Regions from separate parts of the Mus musculus genome. Here all the other regions are linked to region 3. A link is a loop called in an ENCODE intact Hi-C map of the cell type or tissue named here. Cell type or tissue: heart. All regions are shown on one strand. Links, peaks and the distances in the headings refer to the core of each region. The heading gives the core; the rest is flanking DNA.

What was found. A loop is a pair of places that touch in the nucleus more often than their neighbours do. Peaks named below come from ENCODE experiments on the same cell type or tissue, not always from the same donor. Only the 100,000 strongest peaks of a DNase experiment are listed, where the experiment ranks them.
Region 1: a loop joins it to region 3, with 3 times the contacts of the local background. A loop is called at or near these places in 25 of 42 quality-filtered maps.
Region 2: a loop joins it to region 3, with 2.8 times the contacts of the local background. A loop is called at or near these places in 16 of 42 quality-filtered maps.

Annotation. Positions count from the first base shown.
Region 1 is chr2:174,460,774-174,468,159 of GRCm38, reverse strand. It overlaps Atp5e (ATP synthase, H+ transporting, mitochondrial F1 complex, epsilon subunit), which reads left to right and starts at 4,059. Exons shown (of 3, transcript NM_025983.3): 1 at 4,059-4,195; 2 at 5,531-5,660; 3 at 6,939-7,085. The coding sequence starts at 4,164. The coding sequence ends at 5,657. It overlaps Prelid3b (PRELI domain containing 3B), which reads left to right. Exons shown (of 6, transcript NM_025531.2): 4 at 1,150-1,220; 5 at 1,332-1,434; 6 at 2,224-3,069. The coding sequence ends at 2,346. In heart, for the core only: a CTCF peak has its summit at 3,891; a DNase peak (open chromatin) is centred at 3,989; H3K4me3 peaks cover 1,658 bases; H3K27ac peaks cover 1,313 bases.
Region 2 is chr2:174,412,855-174,420,240 of GRCm38, reverse strand. It overlaps Nelfcd (negative elongation factor complex member C/D, Th1l), which reads right to left and starts at 4,437. Exons shown (of 15, transcript NM_020580.3): 1 at 4,285-4,437; 2 at 96-214. The coding sequence starts at 4,371. In heart, for the core only: no CTCF peak of the experiment used is centred there; a DNase peak (open chromatin) is centred at 4,400; H3K4me3 peaks cover 1,496 bases; H3K27ac peaks cover 919 bases.
Region 3 is chr2:174,325,285-174,332,670 of GRCm38, reverse strand. The region is part of intron 1 of Gnas (GNAS (guanine nucleotide binding protein, alpha stimulating) complex locus); the gene reads right to left. Gm30189 (predicted gene, 30189) reads left to right here and starts at 5,284. Exons shown (of 4, transcript NR_166448.1): 1 at 5,284-5,525; 2 at 6,521-6,777. In heart, for the core only: CTCF peaks have their summits at 2,981 and 3,655; DNase peaks (open chromatin) are centred at 1,920, 2,730, 2,780, 3,500 and 1 weaker place; H3K4me3 peaks cover 2,500 bases; H3K27ac peaks cover 2,421 bases.

The DNA.
Region 1 (7,386 bases), core at 2,845-5,344, 130 kb before region 3:
AGGCAGGAGGATCACAGATGCAGACACCATAGTACAGATAGCATTCAAGGTTGGTTGGGGTAGCATGGACAGAGGCTTTCTTCCTTTTTCTGTCTGTCTGTCTTTCTTTTCCTCCCTCCCTTCCTTCCTTCCTTCCTTCCTTCCTTCCTTCCTTCCTTCCTTCCTTCCTTCCTTTCTTTCTTTCTTTCTTTCTTTCTTTCTTTCTTTCTTTCTTTCTTTCTTTCTTTCTTTCAAGGCTGAGGGTATAACAGAGCACCTGCCCAGCACACCACAAACTTAAAAATAAATAATATAAATGAGGAAAGGTGCTGCATGCTCCAGGGTCTCCCTCCTCACCCTAAGCAGCTTCCTTGCTGCGAGGCTCTGCCTCTTTAGGTGCCAGCACTCAGGACAGTGAGCGCAGCATCCTGCAATCCTGCATCTATTTATCTATCTATCTTCCTTCCTTCCTTTCTTTCTTTCTTTCTTTCTTTCTTTCCTCCTTCCCTCCTTTCTTTCCTCTTTTCTTCCTCCCTTCCTTTTCCATTTGGAGTAGAGGGAAAGAGTCCATGTGAAGGGGGTCAGAAGACAGCTTGCTGTGCAAGTTGGTTCTCTCCTTCTCAGATTTGTGGGGACAGGACACAGATCAGCAGGTGTCTTACTTAGGGTTTCGTTGCTGTGAAGAGACACCATGACCAAGGCAACTGTTACAAAGGCAAACATTTAATAGGGGCTGGATTACAGTTTCAGAGGTTCAGTTCATTATCATAGCAGGAAGCAGGGCAGTTTGCAGGCAGCCAGACATGGTACTGGCGAAGGAGCTGAGAGGTCTGCATCTTTATTCGAAGGCATCCAGGAGAGACTGTCCTCCAACAAGGCCACACCGCCTAATAGTGCTCCATAGGCCAACTATATTCAAATCACCACAGTAGGCTTAGAAGAAACATTTCTTTACCCACAGACCCACCTCCCTTTCCAAATAAAAGTTTGCTGAAATTTTAATATGAAAATTAAATTCTAGTTACCCAGTAATGCCAAGATGGGTTATTTTTAAGTTTTTGGTTTTTTGTTTTGTTTTGTGTGTTTAGTGAATAAGATTTAGGGTTGCGTTGGTTTTGGGAATCTTTCTAATCTTTTCCAAAATGGCTTGACTTTTTCTCCAACCTGTAGATCTCATTTACAAATATGGTCTCAGTAGATGAGAGGCTGACATACAAGCCACACCTACAGGACCCAGAGAAGTAAGTAAACCAGGCATCGACCTGACTCAGTGAGGAGGCTCTTTCGGGTCTTGGTAGATTACTCTTTGCAAACCAAGCATGAGTCATCTGAAGCTATGCTTGTTTTGCCAGAACTGTCCTGACCCAGGAAGCCCTCATCACAGTGAAAGGGGTCAGCCTCAGCAGCTACCTGGAAGGACTCATGGCAAGCACCATATCTTCCAATGCTAGCAAAGTAAGTGCACCGGTCTCCATGCCAGTCCTCACCACCCAGCTTCACTCCGCTAAAGGCTGGTGCTGAATGCAACTGTCCCCAAGCTGACGGGAAGTTTGGGGGAAAGATGCCTAGCACGTTGTTTCTTTAGCACATTTCATCAAGTCATTCCGTTGAGGTGTACAGGCAGCAAAACAAATGTGCTCTGCCCTCACAACACTCAAGGAGGCAGCGTTAATCATATTCTGTTAGGAAAGCAAAAGTAAAGGCAGGCCCGAGGGTTAATGAAGGTTTGCTAATTGATGTTTTTTGCCAAGTGTTAAGAAGGAGGGAAGGACTTGGTGCAAGCAGTATCCAGAAAGAACATTCGAGTGGGGGCTGCCCCTTCATTCCTCAAGAAACTGTAGAGCCACGGGAAGGAAGAGGGCGAGTTGGGGGGGGGGGGGGGTTAAAGACCAGATTCCAAGGTGTGTGTATGATTGATTTACAGTGTTGATATAAAAAGAAAAGGGGCGTGACCAAGCTAACCAGTCAGTCAGCAAGACACCCTGCCACTCAATTGTACGATTCTGAGAACATCTTCTGTATACAAAATAAAATTTGTTTCTGGATCAAGCCAATTGCTCAAGGCATTTGGTATTTGGTAAATAATAACTGAAAAGAGAAAGACAGCGAGGACAAGAGATCTGTCCCTGTGGTTTAGTTAGCCTGTAACACACACACACACACACACACACACACACACACACACACACCAAACGTGGTCACACCTTCACTGTTGCTAACAATAAATGCGTTGCACTTTTTAAGGGCCGAGAAGCAATGGAGTGGGTGATACATAAACTGAACGCTGAGATTGAGGAATTGGCAGCATCAGCAAGAGGAAGCATAAGGACACCAATGGCGGCAGCGGCAGCACTGGTGGACAAATGACAATGGAAATTGGTGTGCAGCATCAGGGCTCCAGGACTCTCAAGCTGGCATCATATTATTTGTTATTTAAAAGACACAATTATTTTAGGTAGATCTTTTTTTTTAATGAGGTGGGGTAAGGCTGTGACTTTTGATCTAAACAAAAGATCCAGAACCTCTAAATCAGAGGGATCATCTGAGGGGAGGATGTAAGACTGGGAGAGGCTGTGTTCATGTGAACAGTTAACGGGTTTGTTTGCTGTTGTTGTTGTTGTTGTTTAAGTACTTAGAAGAAATTGGTGTTGATCTGGAGTCTCTTAAAGCTCCAGGTACTGGAACACTACCTGGCTGCGGACCAACCAGAGCAGAGCCCAGCCGCCCTCCTGTCCACAGCTGCCCGCTGCTGTGAACCAGAACTGCCTGCATGAGGGACTCACTCTACAAAGAGAACCTGTAAAATTTAAATGACATTAATTTATATAAAATAACCTGCCCTGCTGGAAACCAGTGTTTGGATTTGGTACTTTTAAATGATATTTTTGGAGTGAAAATTAACAGTAAGGTAATATATGACTCCAGCAAAAATAGTATTTTATTGTATTAACGGGTACTATAATAATTTGCCAAATTTTGTGACTTAGTAAAGGCATTCCCTTCCTTGAATTTGTACTTTGTGATTTCGCATGCTGTACTGTGGGCTGGTTATGTTAACCGAAAAAATAAAGTCATTACCTGAGTGTCTCATCACTCTTAACAGAACACTGAGACAGAAGAGCAGCTCTTCCCATCTCTGAGCACTTCACATTGACTTATAAATGTCATGGGTTTGTAGTTGCTAAGACATGGTATGTCAGGTTATCGGAATATGAGTACTTCTTGAGGCAGTTAAGACCACAAAACAGCTTTATTACATGAAGAGCTGTCCATCATTTGAGACAACACATGTCACCTAGGACCCAGATCTTCTCACCTTAACTCAGGGCATTAGATGAGAAGAGCCTGGAGGAACACCATGGTCTGAGGGAAGTCCTAGAAGATTGCGCCCCGTGGGGACTCAGGATGGCTGCAAAACAGCCACAGAGATTGTCTAAGTGGTGTTGGCTTTGATGTGTACAGTTTTGCCTGGGTGACTGGTGACTGCCTTTTGCCTTTTATGGGGTGGGTTTTCCTGAAGAGACCAGTTAGCATGCATACAAAACCACAACTTCAAGTTCTTAGCTTCCTACTTTAAAGGATTACTCAGTTTAATAATTCTTTGGACATTTGTAAAAGATTTTTAAAAAGTAAAGGAAAAATCGTTTGACAAGTGGAATGAATGTTCCAGCTAAACAGAGCACTACTTAACATTGTTGGACAAAGTGTCAGGTACGGTTTCTAGGAGTTACACCTGTTCTGGAAGGGTCTGATGCCCTGATGATGTTTTTTTAAGTATATACATTTCCACTTTGCAATGTGGTTCCATCGTGAATTCTGCCTGAGTACAAATGGAATCCTGGGCATGGGTACATGCAGACAGGAACATTAGCTGTCACTCAGAGCGGGCTCGAGGAGGCCCCGCCCCCTGCCCGCAGCACCTGGAAGGTGACCGGCATGCAGCGGCCTCGCTTTCCCAGGTGTCTCTACGGCCACAGCTTCCGGTAGCCGCTCGGCCAATGGGCAAGGCGCGACCGGCGCTCCTATTGGCTCCTGGTTGGCAAGGGCGGGATGAGGCGCTGACTGGCAGGTCCGCGTACCCCACCCCTTCCGCTACTCAGGCCTGACCTTCCTGCTGCCGGGCCGGTTTGAGGCTACTCTGAAGCGACCCAGCGGTTCTGCCCGACGCGCCCGCTCGAGACACCATGGTGGCGTACTGGCGACAGGCTGGACTCAGGTACGCCCAGAAAGCGTTGGGAAGGCCTGGCCGGCCGTCACCAGGCCGTACGAGACGGCCAAGCCACGCGGCCACCCTCCAAGATGGCGTCGCCGTGGACAAGGCTCTTCGCGGGGTCATGGGGTCAGGGACCCTAAACAGAGGTGGCTGCTCCTCGGGAGAGGTAGCCTACAGTACCTGCATGATCGCTGTGACGGCCAAGTGCACAGCACCCTTGACCTGGCCACGCTGACACTGACCTTGCTCACCTGCGCAGAGGGAGGGGCGCACAAGTTCATTTTCAAGTGTGACCTTAGTGACCTTTTCCCAGTAGTGAAAAAAGGTGAAAGCCCTCTAACCTGTGGAGCGCCCTGCAGGGGCCCCGTGATGGGTGCGAGCTGTGGGCCTAGGAGTGGTGGTGCATGGTTTCCTTGCTCCAGGGAGTGCATCTTGTTAGTGTGCTGGGTGGAGGAACACCTTTCTGGGTATCAGGCTGAAGGCCCAGTGCCCCGACAGAGTTCAAGCAAAGTTGTGTAGAACAAAAGGACGGTAGGCTCACAGTTGATGCCTCTTATTAAACTATCTCCCATGGCGTCCATCACCTTATTTTCCTGCGCCCAGCCGCTTGAAGGACAGCTATTATTTTTACCCCGGTGCTTTGCAGGTTAAACCCTTTGCTCCTGAGCTCCCCAAACAGATTTAAAGCAGGAGAAACAGCCAGCCACTCCTCCATCTCTGGTTTCAAAAAGTGTGAAAAGTGCTATCTTCTGGGATAATAGTGTTGACAGGTGAATCCATCTACCTAACAGGAAGTTTCCTCTGAGCTCTGTTTGCTACTGGTGATGTTCTCTGAGAAGTTTGGAAACCTTGGTTAGGAAGTGTTTTCACGATAGACAAGAGCAAAAATCCAATATTTTCAGCAGTGCCTTTAATAGTTGACCATGAAAAGCACTCTTTTAATTCAAAATAGCTTTCCTAATTGTGTGTGTGTGTGTGTGTGTGTTGTAGGAATAATATAATTAAAGCAATTAAATACAGAAATGGGCTGGGGAATCTTTCCTACATTGTGGGACTTAAAAAAGCAAACAAACCAACCAACCCTTATTTTAAATTACTAAGTCCTGAAAAGATACACTGCCAAGAATTGTGACCTCCCAGCCAAGTACCAGCTGATCTGGGGGGCACAGTTCCGATTGTTTCCTTTGAATAGATCCTGTTTGATATTGCCCAGTTTTCAGTCCAATTTTACCTTAGTAATCAACCAAAATTATGGAAAGAAAACCAGGGTATCACACCTCATGACACCGCCATTCCAGCTGTTGGTAACCAGCCTCGTATCCTCTCTCACTTTGCCAGCTACATCCGGTTTTCCCAGATCTGTGCAAAAGCAGTGAGGGATGCCCTGAAGACCGAGTTCAAAGCGAACGCTGAGAAGACTTCGGGCAGCAGCATAAAAATTGTGAAAGTCTCGAAGAAGGAGTAGCTGGTGAGTGAGTCACTGGTTTCCTCACAAGTTGCCTCTTAAAGTTTTTAAAGTGCCATAAAGCCAAACCCAAAAACTTTAGTTTGAGCGTCTGCCTCTCGGTGGGCGGTGGGCTTGGATGATGCCGGATACTGGGGTGATCATTCCAAGTGTGCAGGTTGTAGAGGTCGCCTGGCATGAGGGAGGGGAGCCCTGTACAGCCCCGGCAAACAGTAATTGGCAAATTGATTTTTCAGTGCAGTTAGCAACCCTGAGATAGAAAGCCATCTTATTTTAATTAAACCTGGTTCATTTATCTGCACAAAATCAAGTAATTGGGAGGATGCCCCCCCCCCCTTATAATTGCTATTGGAGTTATGTAACGGTCTGGAACATGAGGCATGGACGGCAGTACTTCGAATGGTCCTCCCCATAGCTGCTGGTGTCTCACGCATCCCTTCTCCCAGCATCCGGGCAGGAAGGCTCATAACCCCAGGCAAGTCCTGCTCTGCTGAGCTCCCTGTGTGCTCAGGGAGGCTGGCTCAGTTTCCCTGTGCGGAGGTGTTGGGGTGTAAGAAGTTGCCAGGACAAGGTGGTCCAGTGAATTCAGATGCACTTCTCCAGACTGATTCTATCTCCCCACTACTGTGTTTGCATGGTTACTTCAAAAATAAGCCCCTCAAGTTATCAGAGAGACGTTCCTCGGCTTTCATTTTCTGTGCTTTTGAAAAGTGTCAGCTCTGCAGTAGCACAGTCCGTGACACCTGTGCTCCAAGCCTGACTGAAACTCTCCTCTAAGCACTTTTTAGCTTCATCTCGAATGAACAGACATCATACTCTGAACCAGGAGATGCAGGGTTTTAAATGGAGGCCCTTTCCTGGGGTCTGTCTAATCTCAGAATCTAGACCAGTAAAACCTGATTCTTGTTAGGCAGTTCACTCTCCACAACGAGCAGAGTGAGGCCATCTCCTCACCTGCCTGCACTCACACCACACTAGTATTGGCTTATTTGTCAGAGCCTTGGGGTTGGCCAGGCATCTCTTCAACAGGGAGAACCCCAGCCTGTTGGGAAGAGGGAAGAGGGTCATGGTATCTTGAGGACAAAGCTTTTTCTGTCACAGTAAGAAGTGATTGACTCGAGGATGTGCCTATTGCAGGCTGTGTGCCCACGGGTGGCCCAGGTGCAGGTCTCCCCTCTGGGTTGCTGCTGCAGGCAGATGCAAGTGCCCTCTCTTGTTCATGGTGGGTATGAAGAAGATGTGACAAGCTAGCAACTGATGTGTTTTCTTTTCTCTTTCTAGAATCTGAAGCCTGAAGTGCTGAGTCTTGAAGGTGAAGCATGTGGGCCCCTGTTCTGGCAGATGGAAATCAACCTCACCTCCTGGGGGACAGGCTGCCCATCTCGTTGATAAATTGACTATGCCAATAAATTAACATGGTTCACTTTCTGCTGGGTTTTGTTTCTGTTCTACTCTTTTCTTTTTATCTTTTTCTTTTTTTTTTTTTTTTTTTTTGAAATAGGAATTTTCCACATAGTAATGTCAGTATGACCATAGGAACCAAGAGTTTTTAAAAGGACGGAAGGACTTACTATCTCCTGACCACGGACTACAGGGCCCACTCCTTACATGTATCAAGGTCCGTTTGTCACGGCAATATTTGGTGAGAGTTTGGCACTGTCGTGGAGGTTGTGTTGTGTCAGGAGCCATCACAGGAGAAGCTAATAACTAGCAGGTGATCTTCATGAGA
Region 2 (7,386 bases), core at 2,845-5,344, 87 kb before region 3:
GTTCAGGGTCTTCTAAGGGGCCAAGGACTCTAGCCAACTTCCCTGCCGAGGTCACATTCTTCACACCCCCGAGTGTGCACACTGCCCTCGCACACCTCTTCAGAGTGTTGAAGATGGAGGGCTCCATGATGTAGTCCCGGGTGGAAAACTTATGCAGGCATTCCTGCTGCACCTCAGCATCGTCCTCTCCTTCTCCGGAATCATCTTCCTGATGCTGGGAAAGGCAAGAGCCCCGAGAGGTCCCCTTAATATATAAATGCCCTGCAATCTTGCTCTAGAGATCTCAAAGACCATTTTCAAAGTGTCACACGCATGATCTCATCTGACCCTATAACAACCTCACGATGTGAGCTAGACAAGAGGCAGCTTCAAAGGGGTCAGGAACCACACCAAGCACGCTATCTGCTGGATGGTCCACAGTGGTGAGTCTTGTACACCAGGCCTGGCATTCTCTTTCAACAAAGGCATTCATGACTCCATTCCAGTCAGGAGTGGGGTCTATGAGCTGGCCTAGGGAGGACCAAGAGTGACAGCTGACATTCAGCTCAACAGTCAGCCACCGACACTACTCCACACCGGCTCCCCGATGCTCTCCAGTAAAGACTAACAGAGTGACTCTTGACAGTAAGAGCCACCAAGTTACACTTACTATCACCAACCCTCCAAATGACAGGCTTGTCTAGATTTAGACATACTTCTAGCTGGAGGCCACCCACGCTGGCTGTCTGACCTGCTAACAAATACATGGTATGAGCCGGGCAGTGGTGGCGCACACCTTTAATCCCAGCACTTGGGAGGCAGAGGCAGGCGGATTTCTGAGTTCAAGGCCAGCCTGGTCTACAGAGTGAGTTTCAGGATAGCCAGGGCTACACAGAGAAACCCTGTCTCGAAAAAAGAAAAAAAAAAAGCCAATAAAAAAACAAAAACAAATACATGGTATGGTGGACCGAGTGACCTCAGGTCTGTCTGGCTGCAAAGCTGTCGTCAAAATAGCAAGCAGATACTCTGTAACAATGACTGCACTGAGTCTGGGAACCTGAAAAATACAAGACATAGTGTTTCCATGGGAGGAGTTCGCAAAGTAGGAGGCCAACCTCCAGGCAACTGACATGATGAGGTAAGAGCCAGGCCAGGAACCAGCAAAAGAGCCAAACTCAATCCTCTCCCTGTTCTCGTAAAGAAAATATTGAAACACAATTATAGCCACTCTTGTGCATTATTATCCGTGACTACTTCTCCTAATCTGGTTGTTAAGTAGTTATGAAACAGCCCCACACAACCTAAGACACATACAATGTGGCTCTTTACAAGAACTTTGTCCCAGTGGTCTAGACTCTCTGACAGCAATGTGCTAGGAGCAGACAGAGTCCACCGACTTCATTCTGATGGCTGGGGTGTATTCTCTCGGACCACATCTCTAAAGGGTGCCTGCAGAAGGTTGCACTTCAATCTAAGAGCCACTCAAACGATGTCAGCATTGCCAGGCTTCTACCCTGCCCCCCACCCTGACAATATTTCTCCGACACACCAGGCCTTGAAGCCTCTCTCATGTCTACAGCTTCAGCCGGCTGGACCTGTCTTGACCACTTCAGATGGAAGCATGCAACACCCTTTCCCACTCTACATCCCAACAGGACTCTGAACTCTCAAGTTCAACTGATCCGGTCTTTGCCTGGAAACAGAGCAGCCCGCACAACGAGACTTCAATAAATGACTCCTCTAGTCAGCCATGTGCCACCCAGAAACCTTGGATGTGTCCTCAGTTTCTCCTCCTCTCCCTTCCCTCCTACTGTCTGCCAGCAAGCCCCCCCACCCCCCGCACTCCATCTCCCATTCGAGGGTCCAGGATGCTTCCTGCAGCAACACCTCCATACGCCTGCCTCAATCTGTGACCCCACGAAATCACCTTTCACGTCGATGCTACCCTCGTTAAGTCACAAATCTGACCTAGCTGCTTAGTTTCCTGTTTCCCTCGGCAGGGAAAAGAACCCCAGCTCTGATGTAACCCTGTCCTGCTTACCTGTGCAGTCTCAGCTACCATCAGTCCCGTGTACATCCTGTGGACAACTCATCTAAGTGTCTATAAGTCAATTGCTTTGAGCTCCCACCATCCGGACTCAACAGCACTGTAGGCTCTCTACCTCGTCCTGTCCCCAAACCAGGGAAGATGGACCCAGCTCAAGTCTCCATCCTCCAGCCCTCTGGACTTTCGCCCCTTCAAGTACAGTCAGAGAATAGAGATGAAGCAAGTGGGCAAAGCGCAGGGGTGTGCAGTGTTTTCACACTGTCACATTCCCACCTACAGGCGTGCTGAACCACAGTCAGGACACCTAAGTCACAGGTGTGACACCCCACTAGCTCATCCCTCTCATTGGAGAGAACACATTAGGGTCAACAGGTCAAACCAGCGTCACTAAGACTGAAATTCAGTGCCAGGTATAGTGGCGCACACCTTTAATCCCAGCACTTGGGAGGCAGAGGCAGGCAGATTTCTGAGTTCGAAGCCAGCCTTGTCTACAAAGTGAGTTCCAGGACAGCCAGGGCTACACAGAGAAACCCTGTCTCGAAAAACCAAAAACAAAAAAAAAAAGGACTGAAATTCAGTGGACTCTAGGCCAGGGCCTGGCACGCCTAACCCTCAACAGACACAGAACATGGACGACAACCACCAAGCTAATCCACAGAGTACTTTCTTGTGTCTGTGTGGTCTCCTGAGATGTTCCTGTGTGTACATTGTCTGTGTGTAGATGTTAGAGATCAAGGTTGGGTGTCTTCTCCAGTCACTCTCCACACCCCTTTTTGAAGGTCTCTCGGTAACACGGACGGTTCAGCTGGCTGGCCAGGGGGCTCCAGGGATCCCCCGGTGCTGGATTACAGACAAGAGCTTTTTATGTGGATGATAGTTTCTGAACTCAGGACCTAGTGCTCCTGTGGCAAGCACAGTACTCGCTAAGCCATCCCCGACTCTTACTGAATCTGAACCACCTCAGTTACTGAGCCACTTAAGTGACACAAAGGACATCACTCTGAGTCTTCTTTCCTTCCTTATGCCCTGGGCAGGTGGCTGAGTCTTTCTGCCTTATTTTACTTATGAATAACACTCAATTCAAACTCTAGAACAGTGGTTCTCAGCCTTCCTAATGCTGCAACCCTTCAACACAGTTCCTCATGCTGTGGTGAACTCCACCTGTAAAATTACTTTTGTTGTTACTTCATAACTGTCATCTGCTACTGTTAGGAATCACAATGTGAATATGCAAGATATCTGATATGACCCCCACAGGGTCACAGCCCACAGGTTGAGAACTGCTGCTCTAGCGCCTAGCCTGCGATACCACACAAAAGCACTTAGCCCAACATCCAAATTAGCTAAATCCAACTCTATATATCCACCTCCGAGTTCCCAAGTGATGTAGTATGCTCTAGCATACAAACAGATGCCCAGGGTCTTATGTCCTACTGGTCAGCAGCTAGCTCTATAGGACCCCTGGAAGCTGCAACTGATGACTGACAGCTCCTGGTCCAGCAACCAACCAACCAACCACGGAGGGCTTCCCTCACTCGGTTCCAGAAACCCCTCACCTTTCCTCCATCACCCTCACTGCACCACTGACCACTCCACTGGTATACCTCACTGCATCCCATATTCATTCAAAGCTCATCTCACTTCCTGTAGAAAAGCCAAATTCCAGGGCCCCTACTCACTGTCCAGAAGGATATGGGAGGCTTAAGTCAGTCATACAGCTGGGTGGACTTCTGATTTCCTAACCCTGGTGTTTGGGGGGACACTGAACGATACCCGTTCCCCATCTCTCACCCAAATCTTGGACAGTCGGGGCTACGAGATCTTTCCTGTCCTGTACTCTAAGGATGAATGAAATCACCCAAAAGTGGAAAAAAAAGTTTGGTCTGTCCAGCACCGGAGAGTGTTTTCCCAACCCCAGAATGCTGCTGGAGTTTGGAGTTAGTTTGTTCACTGTATCACTGTGGTCCACTTCTCCCTTAGAGTCTGTCCTGCCCCCTCGGGCACCATGGCTTCTGCTTCGCAGAGATCAGCCCCAGGTGTCACTGGGAATCGGAATGCATGGGAAACTGAGGTCCCTAACGGGGCAGGACCGGCCCGAAGCCCTGAGTGCAGTTCCTGGACCCGCTTTGCTAGGGTCCGGGGTCGGAGGTCAGGGAGTCAAGGGTCACGGGTCCCCGTACCCGGGTCTGGCCGGAGCAGGAGCCGCGAGGACAGGACACAAACCCGGCTTCCTGGCGGAACGCCTACGGCCCTCTCACCTGGCCGCCGTCTGCCTCTTCGCCCCACTCTGAGGCATTCCCGAAGTAGTCTTCTCCCATAATTGTACCCGGCGCCGGACCCGCCATATCTGCCGCGTCTCCTCACTGCGCGTGCGCCGGACACAACAAATGGAAGAGCGCGTGCGCGGTTCTGGGCCTCAGGCAAGGCTAGAGAGGCGGAGTTGGAAAGGGGCGTGGTTACAGAGGAGGCGTGGCCTAGTCTTTGGCCTGCTGGGCGGGGAAACACCTTGTAGGATCTCTCATGAGCAAGATGGCTTGAGTCACAGCTTTATGTCTGCCCAGAACACTTCCAAGTTACCTTTTCTCCTTTTTAAGACAGGGTCTCGCCGGGCGCGGTGGCGCACGCCTTTAATCCCAGCACTCGGGAGGCAGAGGCAGGCGAATTTCTGAGTTCGAGGCCAGCCTGGTCTACAAAGTGAGTTCCAGGACAGCCAGAGCTATACAGAGAAACCCTGTCTCAAAAAAAAAAAAAAAAAAAAAAAAGACAGGGTCTCACTCGGAAGTGCAAGCATGCTTCCAGTTGCTATAAAAACCTCGAACCTTCAGTGAGCTTAAGCTTTGCCTGGACAGTGCAGCTGCCAACCGAGCAGGTATCACAGAAATGTTCGGATTTCTTTTACTATGGGCAAAAAGTACTCGGTGCATTGCAGAGCGAGATATAAAACATATTTCCAGTGGAGGAGGCCCTACAGCCTACAAAAGCCATGACTGGGCTCTGGAAAAGTGGACCCACTGAACACCTAGACTGAAGATACCTGGAGAGGCCTCCTGGCAGGTGGCCCCAAATCATCGATCGGGGAGGTTAACACCATGGGCTCTGGATGCAGACAGTGAGGAGAGGCTAGAGAAAAGAGCCAGCCATGTAGTACAGTCCTCAGGCACTGTCTGCAGAGCTGTTGGAATGCTATTTTACTTCTTCCTTCCTTCCATCATTTGACAAGTGTTTGTTGAATAACTCCTAAGTGCCTGGATCATTGATAACACCTGGAGTACAGTGACGTACTCAGGGACGAGATCCTTGCCACTTTGCCACCCATGATCCGAGGGAGCTAGCCTGCAAACAAAGGGGAGAAATGATAATACTGGATAACCAAAGTAAATAGTCTGTAATGATAGAAGAGACTTTCCCAAGATGCTCAGGGTGGCTCTTTCCATTCCAAATAACCTGGTGAAGAAAGTCCCCCACCAGAGCTTGTGGCACCCTGCATTGTAGTTGATGCCAGAGCCACCCAAGGTGACAACCACTTGCAAGGCTTTAGTCCGATGGCACATTGAAGCACTAGACACAGAGTTAGCAGGTAGTCAGCAGGAATTAGTTATTATAAAAGTTCATCTGGATTTTTGTTTAAGGAAAGTGATGGAACAGATATATCTGGAATGTCTAGCTATTTGCTACACCCAAAGAGGACTTATGGAGAGGAGGGAGGAAACCAGAGTTGCAGGGAGTGAGGAGGAAGGTGGAAAGGCAAGGAATGGTCTGGTAAGAGGCTACTTAGACTTCCAGTCTGTACACTCACAGATAGCCCAGCAGGAGGTAGGTTTCTGCCTGGGGACAAAGATGTGTTCAGGCTGAGGCCATTGGAGGCAACCCTGAAAGGCTTCTTTGCAGATGGTGGAAGGACCACTTTCCATCTCTCTGCTTGGTGGGTCTAGATCCAGCTCACATGATGAAGGAGCTTTAAGTTCAGGAGTGCCCTGCTATGGATTTGTTTCAGGCTCATTTTTATTTGTTTTCTGAAAATGTTGGGAATAATGAATGTCTGTTAAATTCCAACTATGGCTCTTAGATACTGTCTGAGTGGAAAGCAGGCAGATTCATTTATGAATAATTAATTGCACGTACAGAAGCAGGGATTGTCTAACTCACCTCTCCCTTAACCAATAAATGGCTAATTATGACAGTGGTTAACAAGCCTAGCAGCATTGCATCCAGCCTATGTCACTGTTGCTAGAATAACTGATCGCTAGCCTCCTGAGATACTACTGTTCTCTGGAAAGACTCATCCAGCCTGATTTCCTTAGCTTTCATTACCTGAAATTAATCCTCTAGTTATTTGTTCCCTTGGTTAAGAGGTCTATGGGAGGGCTGGAGAGATGACTCAGCAGGTAAGAGCTCTGACTGCTCTTCTGAAGGTCCTGAGTTCAAATCCCAGCAACCATATGGTGGCTCACAACCGCCCGTAATGAGATCTGACACCTTCTTCTGGCCTGTCTGAAGACAGCTACAGTATACTCACATACAATGAATAAATCTTTAAAATAAAAAAAAAGAGGTCTATGAGAGCTAGAAGTTGTGGTCTCATGTGATCCATTAAAGAAATATTCAGTGAGTGCCTCCCAGGTAGCATGGGCTAAGACCTGAGCTGGGCACACAGCCTGTCAATCACTAGGAAAGAGAAGAGAGAAAGGGGAATCTGTCACAGATAGGAAGGAAGGCAGAAGCCTAAAGCAGGGGTCATTCGGAAGTTTTCCAGGGAAATGTTGAGACTTAAGGTCCTGAAGCTGAAGGGTGAGGAGAGAAGAGAGACGCATGTTGACAGTGGGGTCACTGAGGGGCCTCAGCAGGGAAGCACTTGCCCCCAGCCTGGGGACACGTCAAAACATAAAGTCGGGGTGGGGAGAGCCGGGAGAGGGTGTCTGCAGCACCAGCCTCCCTGGACTTCCTCACAAGCTGTTCCTGCTGTCCATCGCCTTGGTTTGTCGCTCTTGGGCCCTGAGACTTGGACATGGACCTCTCTCCTACTTCCTCCTGCTAGGAAATCTCACCCACCCCTTATCTTCCAGACCACTATATGCTGTGAACCCTCATTTGCATTGTCAGCTTCCATGTCTTCTCAAAGTGTCTGGTCTTGAGTATTTAACCAGCAAACTGACTGTTAGCTTCACTGTTAGAGATCCGAAGGGCACTGCAGCATCTCCAGGAGAACCCCCAAGCTTAGTCCTTGCCCTTTCAGGTGGTCACCTCCATAGTCACCCACATCAGACACCTGCAAGTCACTTCTCACTTGTGTTCCCTTCCACTCCTGTGAAGCTTGTCACATCTTTCCATAGGTCTCCATCTTCGCTGCCAACACCTGAGTT
Region 3 (7,386 bases), core at 1,916-4,415:
TTTGTAAGAATAGAAAACTGGGCTGAAAAATAACTGCCAGGCTTTTGTTTGTTTTGTGGTTCTGCAAATTTACTTAATTTACCTGATAGAAGTTAAAATGGGTTAAAGAAAAGGAAGTTGGGGGTATTAAGTTTCCTTTGTGGGTAATTATTTCATTTTTAAGAAATGTAAAATGTCGCCAATAGCCAGGGCAACAGATTTCTGTGCCAAAGGTCATCAATTAATTGTGGCACAATGCAGCCATGTAGACCAGAGACTTGAAAGGAGGCAAGGTGGGCTCAGAACTGCAGTCTCAAATAAGTGGGGACATTTGAAATCACTGTAAACACACACAAAAAAAGATGTTAGGAATTTGATGTATCATTAACATCATAGTGAACTTAAATAAGCACTCATATGAGCAAGAATGAACCATACAGAAGATTCTAGATGTTTCCAGGTGTGTACTTTGAAATCAGACTGTATACATATTCACATTTACAGCAGAATTACGCTTTTAGAAGTTTCCCATATATCATCTAATCACTGAAATTGCAAACGCACCAACACCAACAGGATTATTTTCACTTATTAACAATTTTCTGCTTTACTCAATGTGGCCCAGGGAGAACAAAGACTTGACCCCATCCAAAAAGATCAAACCAAACGCCACCGCGAATTAACACAGCCTTCTACATTTTATTTTTGATAATCGAACTATTTTGTTGAAAAGTGACCCTGTTCCCAGTGAATTCACAAATTTATTCAGATAGCCAAAATACTGAGACGTGGAAAGTTTCCATTCTAATTAGTGTTGTGTGATGTTTCTGTGGTCATTTCAACAATTTTCGTGTGTGTCTGTGTGCTTTTGCTGCCCCCACCCCAGTACTTTAAAAAAAGTAAGGAGAGACATCCTTTTAGCTTGGGATTCCCCCCTCCTTTTTATCTTTCTTTTTTCTTTTCTTTCTTTCTTTTATTTTTTTTTTTGCCAAGGAGGAAAAGCCGCAGTGAAAAAAAAGAGAAGAAAAACCAAACAAGCAAATGTCACTTGCCAAACAACTAATTACTGTCTTTTCATCAGCTGCCACCCCAGAGTCTTCTCAGAGCGCTGAGTCCCCCCTCCCACCTTGAAAAGGACAAAAATTTTAAAAACGCCATTTCGAAACTAAGAAGCCATTTACAGACAAATGTCATTTTCCAGTTTTATCTTATTTATGAGTCTGTTTAAAACAGGATTTTATTTTTTACTTGTGTCTCCACTCCCAAAGAGGCCGAGTAACAGGAAAACCTGTGTGTTAATTGTTGGCTGCACGGGAGGGGGCACAGTTGGGGGGTCAGCTGCTACCATTTAATGCTCCTCTTTGCTTTTCAAAAAAGCCTGTAAGTCTAGAAGGGGGGGGGGGGAAGGTCACATTGTAAAATGACGTGTCATTTGGCTTCACTGGGCACTTTGCGTACTTTTTTTTTAATTTTAATTTTAATTTTTTGATCTTATTCGATTTGATTCTTCTTCTCTTCCTTCCACGGCCTGGCCTAGCTCAGGACACGTCTGCTCCGCGCACAGTCAGTCGGTCCTGCCCGAATCGCCCCGAGTCGCGCCCAGAGTCCGCCACGCTCCCTCCTCCCTGGCCCCCCCCACTTCGGCGCCACGACTTGCCCGCGCCCCCTCCCCCCTCTGCACCACCTTTACCGCCCCGTCCTTTCCGAGGGGCTGATGTCACCCGCCCCCCCACCCCGGCGGCTACTTCCCTCGCCAGAGTCTCCCGGCCGAGGTCCCCGAGTCCCCCCTAGTGGCCTTGGCCTCTCTTTGGGCCCCCTCCCAACAAATCGCACACCCCAGTGAGGCGGGTCCCCCTCCCTGGGCCCGCCGGCCCGTTTCCTGTCCCTAGCCCTACTCTGTCGCAGTCCGAGGGGCCCTGTGAGCCTCCCCTCCCCCTCCCGACACGCACCCTGGCCCCTGGCACTAAGTAGGCCTCGCGAGGACGCGAAGCCAGGGACGGGGGGGAGTGTGGCCAACTGAGGGGACGAGACCGAACGAGGGGGTCCCACGCCCAATTTGCAGCCCCCGCCCGGCCGAATTCCGCCCCGGGGTCCCCTTGACGGCCTCGCCCCCTGCACGCGCGCGGCCCAGCGGGCCGGAGGGCCTGGGAGCGAGCGCTAGAGCGCCGGGGAGGGGGGCGGGCTCGGCGCGCGCGGCCTTGCGGGTCGCCCCGCGGCACTCCCGGGCCGGGCCCGCTCCCCCCCGGGCCGCCCTTACCCAGCAGCAGCAGGCGGTGCGTGGCCCGGTAGACCTGCTTGTCCTTCTGCAGCTGCTTCTCGATCTTTTTGTTGGCCTCGCGCTGCGCCTTCTCCTCGTTGCGCTGGTCCTCGGTCTTACTGTTGCCGAGGCAGCCCATGGCGGCGGCGGGGCGCGGCCGGGCTGCGGGGCGGCGGGGACGGGGCGGGCGGCCTCGGGCGGGCCGGGAAAGCGGGGAACGCGGGGAGGGTGGCGGCTCGGACTAAGGCAAGCGCGCGGCTCTCCGCCCCTCGCTCCGGGGCCGAGGCGGAGCAGAGCAGGAGCCGCGGGAGCTGCTGCCGCCGCCGCCGCCGCCGCCGCTCTTATTGCCTCGGCCCGGGCCCGCCGCCCCGACCCAAAAGCGCCGCGGCGGGCGGGGGAGCGGGGGGAGGCGGAGGCGACGGCGGCGAGGGGGGTGGGAAGAAGAGGAGGAGGAGGAGGGCCGCGGCTGGGAGGGCGGGCGCGGGCGCCGGGAGGCGGTGCCCAGAGGCCGGGCAGGGGTCCCAGCACCCACGTCCGGCTCGGGCCGGCTCCACGGAGGGGTCGCCCCCTCGCCCCACCCGCAGTTCGGGGCCGGGGCCTGGCCGTGCGGCGGGGGGAAAAGGGGGCGGCCCCGCGGTGGTGACGACCCCTCACACGATGCCAGCGCTCCACCCCCGGGCCGGGCGGCCCCCGATCCCCCTCCTCCTGCAGCAGCAGGGCGGGCAGGCGCCGCCAAGGGGCCGGGGTGGGCGGAAAGGGAGGGAGTGCGGGCCCGGACTTAGGAAAATTTCGAAAAGGAGAGAGAGAGAGAGAGAGGGAGACACTGAGAGAGCCAGAAAGCAGGGAGCTTGGAGAAAAGCTAGGAGAGCACTAAGCATAGGACAGAGCAACCAAAAAGGAAAATGTGTCCACACACAAGCACTAATAAAGATCCACACTACACAGCAATGGTGGTGGAAGGTGGTGGTGGTGGATGTGTTGGTGGTGTTGGTGGTGGTGGTCGATGGCGATGTAGATGATGATGGTGGAGGGGTGGGGGGGAGGCTGACTAGATGAGCCGCTCGTCGCGCCCCCGGCGCCCGGTGCCCCTGGCCCGGGATCGCCCACGGCCTCTGCGCTTGGCGCGACCACTCAGGAAGGAGAAGAAGGCGCAGCCCAGGAACACTCTGAAGCAGCAGGTCGCCCCGAACACGAAGCCGCAGCCGCGGCCCTGCTCTGTGCGCCTCTGTAGCAGGAAGTTAAGCACCCATGAGGGGCTGCGAACCGAGAACACCAGGAACACCACGAGGGGCATGTGCGCGCTGAGTGCGCCTGCCTTGGCAGGCCCAGGCCGCCACACGACGCCCCCCACGCGGGGAGGCGCGTAGTAGGCATCATCTTCTTCATCAGTGTCACTGTCCCATTCGGCCCAGGCCCTACTCGCGCCCCCGGTGGCGGCGCCCTCTCCGAACCCGGCGGCGCCCTGCGCGGCGCCCTCGTCTTCGCCTGCGGCGGTGGCGGCGGCGCCCTCGGGGCCTCGGGCCTCTGGCGGAGCTTCTGGCACATTCTTCTTCTTCTTCTTCTTCAACATCTTCTCCAACTTCTTCCTCTCTTTCTCTCTCTTCTTCTCCTCCTTTCTCCTCTGCTCCAGCAGCTTCTTCTCCATCTTCTTGCGCTCTTTGTCGGTCAGCAACTTTGCGGGCGGCACATCGCGCCCGGCGTTCACGAGGACCCTGACGGACTTCGGGGGCTTCGCGGGGATCCCGTTCTTCTGCGAAGCGAACGGTTCTGCCAGCACCGCAGCCGCCACGGCAGCTTCGGCAGCCACTTCGGCGGCAGCCGCGGCTGTCTTCCTCTCGCTCTCGGCCGCTCGGGCTTTGAGCTTCATGGCCATCTTCAGCATGGTGCCCCGGCCACCTCGGGGTGCTTGGTTCGCGCCTGGCTCGGGCGGTCTGCTTGCCCCCGGCCTCGGGCTTCCCGGCTCCTGTGCGCCCCGTGTCGGGGGGCTCAGCTGCAGTCTCCGCTGTGCTGTCTTGGGGTCACCGAGTGCGGCTTCCCGGGCTTCGTAGGGGGCTGATGGACTGGCTGCCTAAGAGTTAGCGTCAAATAGGATGAGCAAACAAAAAAAGCGAGAACAAACAAACAAACAAACAAACAAAAAAAACACCCAACAACAGCAAGAAACCGAAAAGCAAGCAAGAAATAAGAACTGCCCAACAACTCAAAAAGGGGGGAAGAGAGTCTAGAAAAGACAAAAAAAATAAAAAAAATAACACAAGAGAAAGGAAAGTGCAAAGGTGCAGATGACAAGAGTTTGCTATTACCCTTAGGTGCTCCTTGGGTTAGCTCTTGGGGATGCCAATGGAGAAGAGAAAAGAGAAAAGAGAGAAAATTGGAGGGTGCCTGAAAGGCGCGAGGCAGGGCAGCGGCGCCAGGCGCCTCTGCCCTATCCCGGCTCTTGCCTGCTCGGGCACCTCGCACTTGGGCGGGAAGACCCCACGCTCCCGGACTTACATGTGAGTGAGACGCACTCACACGCAAAGCAGCGCCTGCCTGCCCGTCTGCCTGCCGCCGCCAAGCGCTGGGACAAGGGTTCGCTCCAGCCGGTGCTGCAGCCCCGAGCCCAGAGAGCCGGGAGCTAGCGAGCGCCGCTGGTACCAGCCACCTGAAGCAACCCGCTCCGCGGTGCCGACGCGACTGAGTGTCCCCGCCGCGGAGCGGGTTTTTCTAACCAGCCTGATGACGCCCCAACCTCTTCAGAGGACCGACCCATAGGCAATGGCCCCTATAAAGCGAAGGGGACGCGCAAAAAATCGGCCCACTGAGGACGTGCTCAAATGGGCTGCTCCGCAGGCGGGGGGTGAGGTCCAATGCGCGGGCACCTCTAGTGTGGGTAGGGGGCGCGGAGAACAATCTATTGAGGGGTACGGGCACGCCCAAGACGGTGGGCACCCGACCCCGCCTCCTAGACCTGCCTCCCAATTTTCCGTGTAGTGGTGTAGCCCTGGGCAGCGTGGAAACTATGCGACGATGACAACGACGCTTACCCATGTGCGCCTTCTTACCTCAGCTTCCCAGATAGCGCACGCGGGGACGGCGGCACACCCCTCCCACCCTGCGGCGCGTGCTCGTGGATGTGGGTGGCGGCGAGCTAATTAATCGCAATGCCCCATATGGGGGTTCGGATCTCCTCACAAGTAGTATTATGTATACCCGACTACCACGGATAGAAGAAGCAGGCAGCATTATGCAGGCGAGGCAACAGCCGAGAAGAAGAGCCATGGCGGTGGTGCACACGGAGTCCTTCTAGGTGGGAGAGGTGGTAGCCTGGCTCGGGCGCCACACGGGGCTCTAGAATAAAAGGGGAAAAGTACTTTACCGAACATGAACTTTTTGGAGAATTGTTTCAAAACTCAAGAGTGTCCCGCCCCACTCCTTGGCCACGCTAGGACATGGTAGAGAGCACCGGGCTAAGTCAAAGATTTTGAACCACCTTCCTCGGGTGGACTTGAGGGTCTGCCACCGGGGTCTATTTGGAAACAATTCATTCCTTCATTCATTCAATAATCGGCCCACAAGTACCTTGTGCCCAGGTGGACCGAGCCAAGGGTCAGACTAAGACATGGCACCTTCCCTGAATGGGACAAAGCAGGCGCCAGTAACCCCAGATCTGCTAAGTAACCATAAACTCTCTTCTAACGTAGTCTTCCTTTCATTTTCGAACACAGTTCGCAAAACTTGGGATGCTGGGGAGAAGGAAATAGAAATGTAGACTCTGAATACAAACACACCCAGGGGCCTGAAGGGGAGAGGGAGAAGGGCTTCGAATAAGTTATTGTGGACAGCTCTATCTTTGAAACTAGGAGGACACCTTTTGATCACTCGCTCAGCAGTTTTAGGGTACTCTTTCTCTCAAGTTTACCACCTCAAAAGTCAGAAAGGCTGCACCATATAAAACTCCTGCGCACTGTTTTTCTTGGTCTTTGCTACTACAGCTCTACCTCCAGTCTACTTTAAAAACAAAACAAAAACGGTTTCGAAAGAACAACAGAAAGCGATTGAAAGTAACCAAGGACGCCTTGGAATTAAGAGCAGGAAGCTGAGCCTATCAAATGGGCCTTTGCTGATTTTAACTCAGTCTCTGACTTTCTCTGTGTCCTCAAAATTTACTTCTTATCCACGGCTGATTATGGCTTCTCTTCATTACAACACACACTTTAAAAAGTCCAAAAACCTCAAAGCAACTACTGCCCCAGGTTGATACTCTTTTTTTTTTTTTTTTTTTTTTTTTTTTAACCTAACCAGAGTGGATGGGAAGACTCCAGCTGTGCTTGCGTTCCTAATTCTCGGCAAGGGATAGCCTGAAGACAGGGACTACCTTTTACTTTTTCACACAGTCAACAAAAACTTCTTGATTGAATTTGATTCATCTGTCATTTGTGAAATTAAAGACTTAGAAGAGAGAGGACCTGGCCAAAAATTTCGGTTCCGCTCCAGTTGTTCAAAAGCCTCTTCCTTCCGGCTTCCAGTGTGCTGAGGCACAGATACATTGTATTTAAAAGGTAAGGAGTTAACAACAGCCAACACAGCCTCCATGCCTCTACACTAACAACATAATCATACGCTGAGTGTAATGAAGAGGCTGTGGGTCTTCTCCTATTAGATAAATATCACACCCAATCTTTAAAAAGAGTGAAGTGTCTGATGGAATACAGTGACACATGTAGGCAAGGCACAATTGGGACCATTGTCCTGGAAATGTGTAACACAAAGTCAGGGTTCTCTCCATTCAACTCCTAACTTAAACATTCGGGGGAGGGCTTTTTTTTTTTTTTAATTTTAACTGTTAAGTTTTACCTGTATTTTATTATGACTAACCAGGGATCCATAAAGAAAGGATTTACTTTGTAAATAAACGGCAGCAGGTGGAATCGAGGGTTTATAGGTAAGCAAAGGACACCAAGAGCCTGAAACACAAGCTGCTTTGTGGTCTGTTCGGTTTTCTGTTTTCACTTGACACAAAGTGAAAGAAGAGATTTTATTTAATTGGTATGGTTAGCTGACACCATCTACGGTTTCGGCCTAGCATTGACCTGCCCAAAGCCCTGAAAGCTACATATATGTTTTGCTTTTCAAAAGTCTTCCAGAGTTAGAACTCACAGTGTAGAACT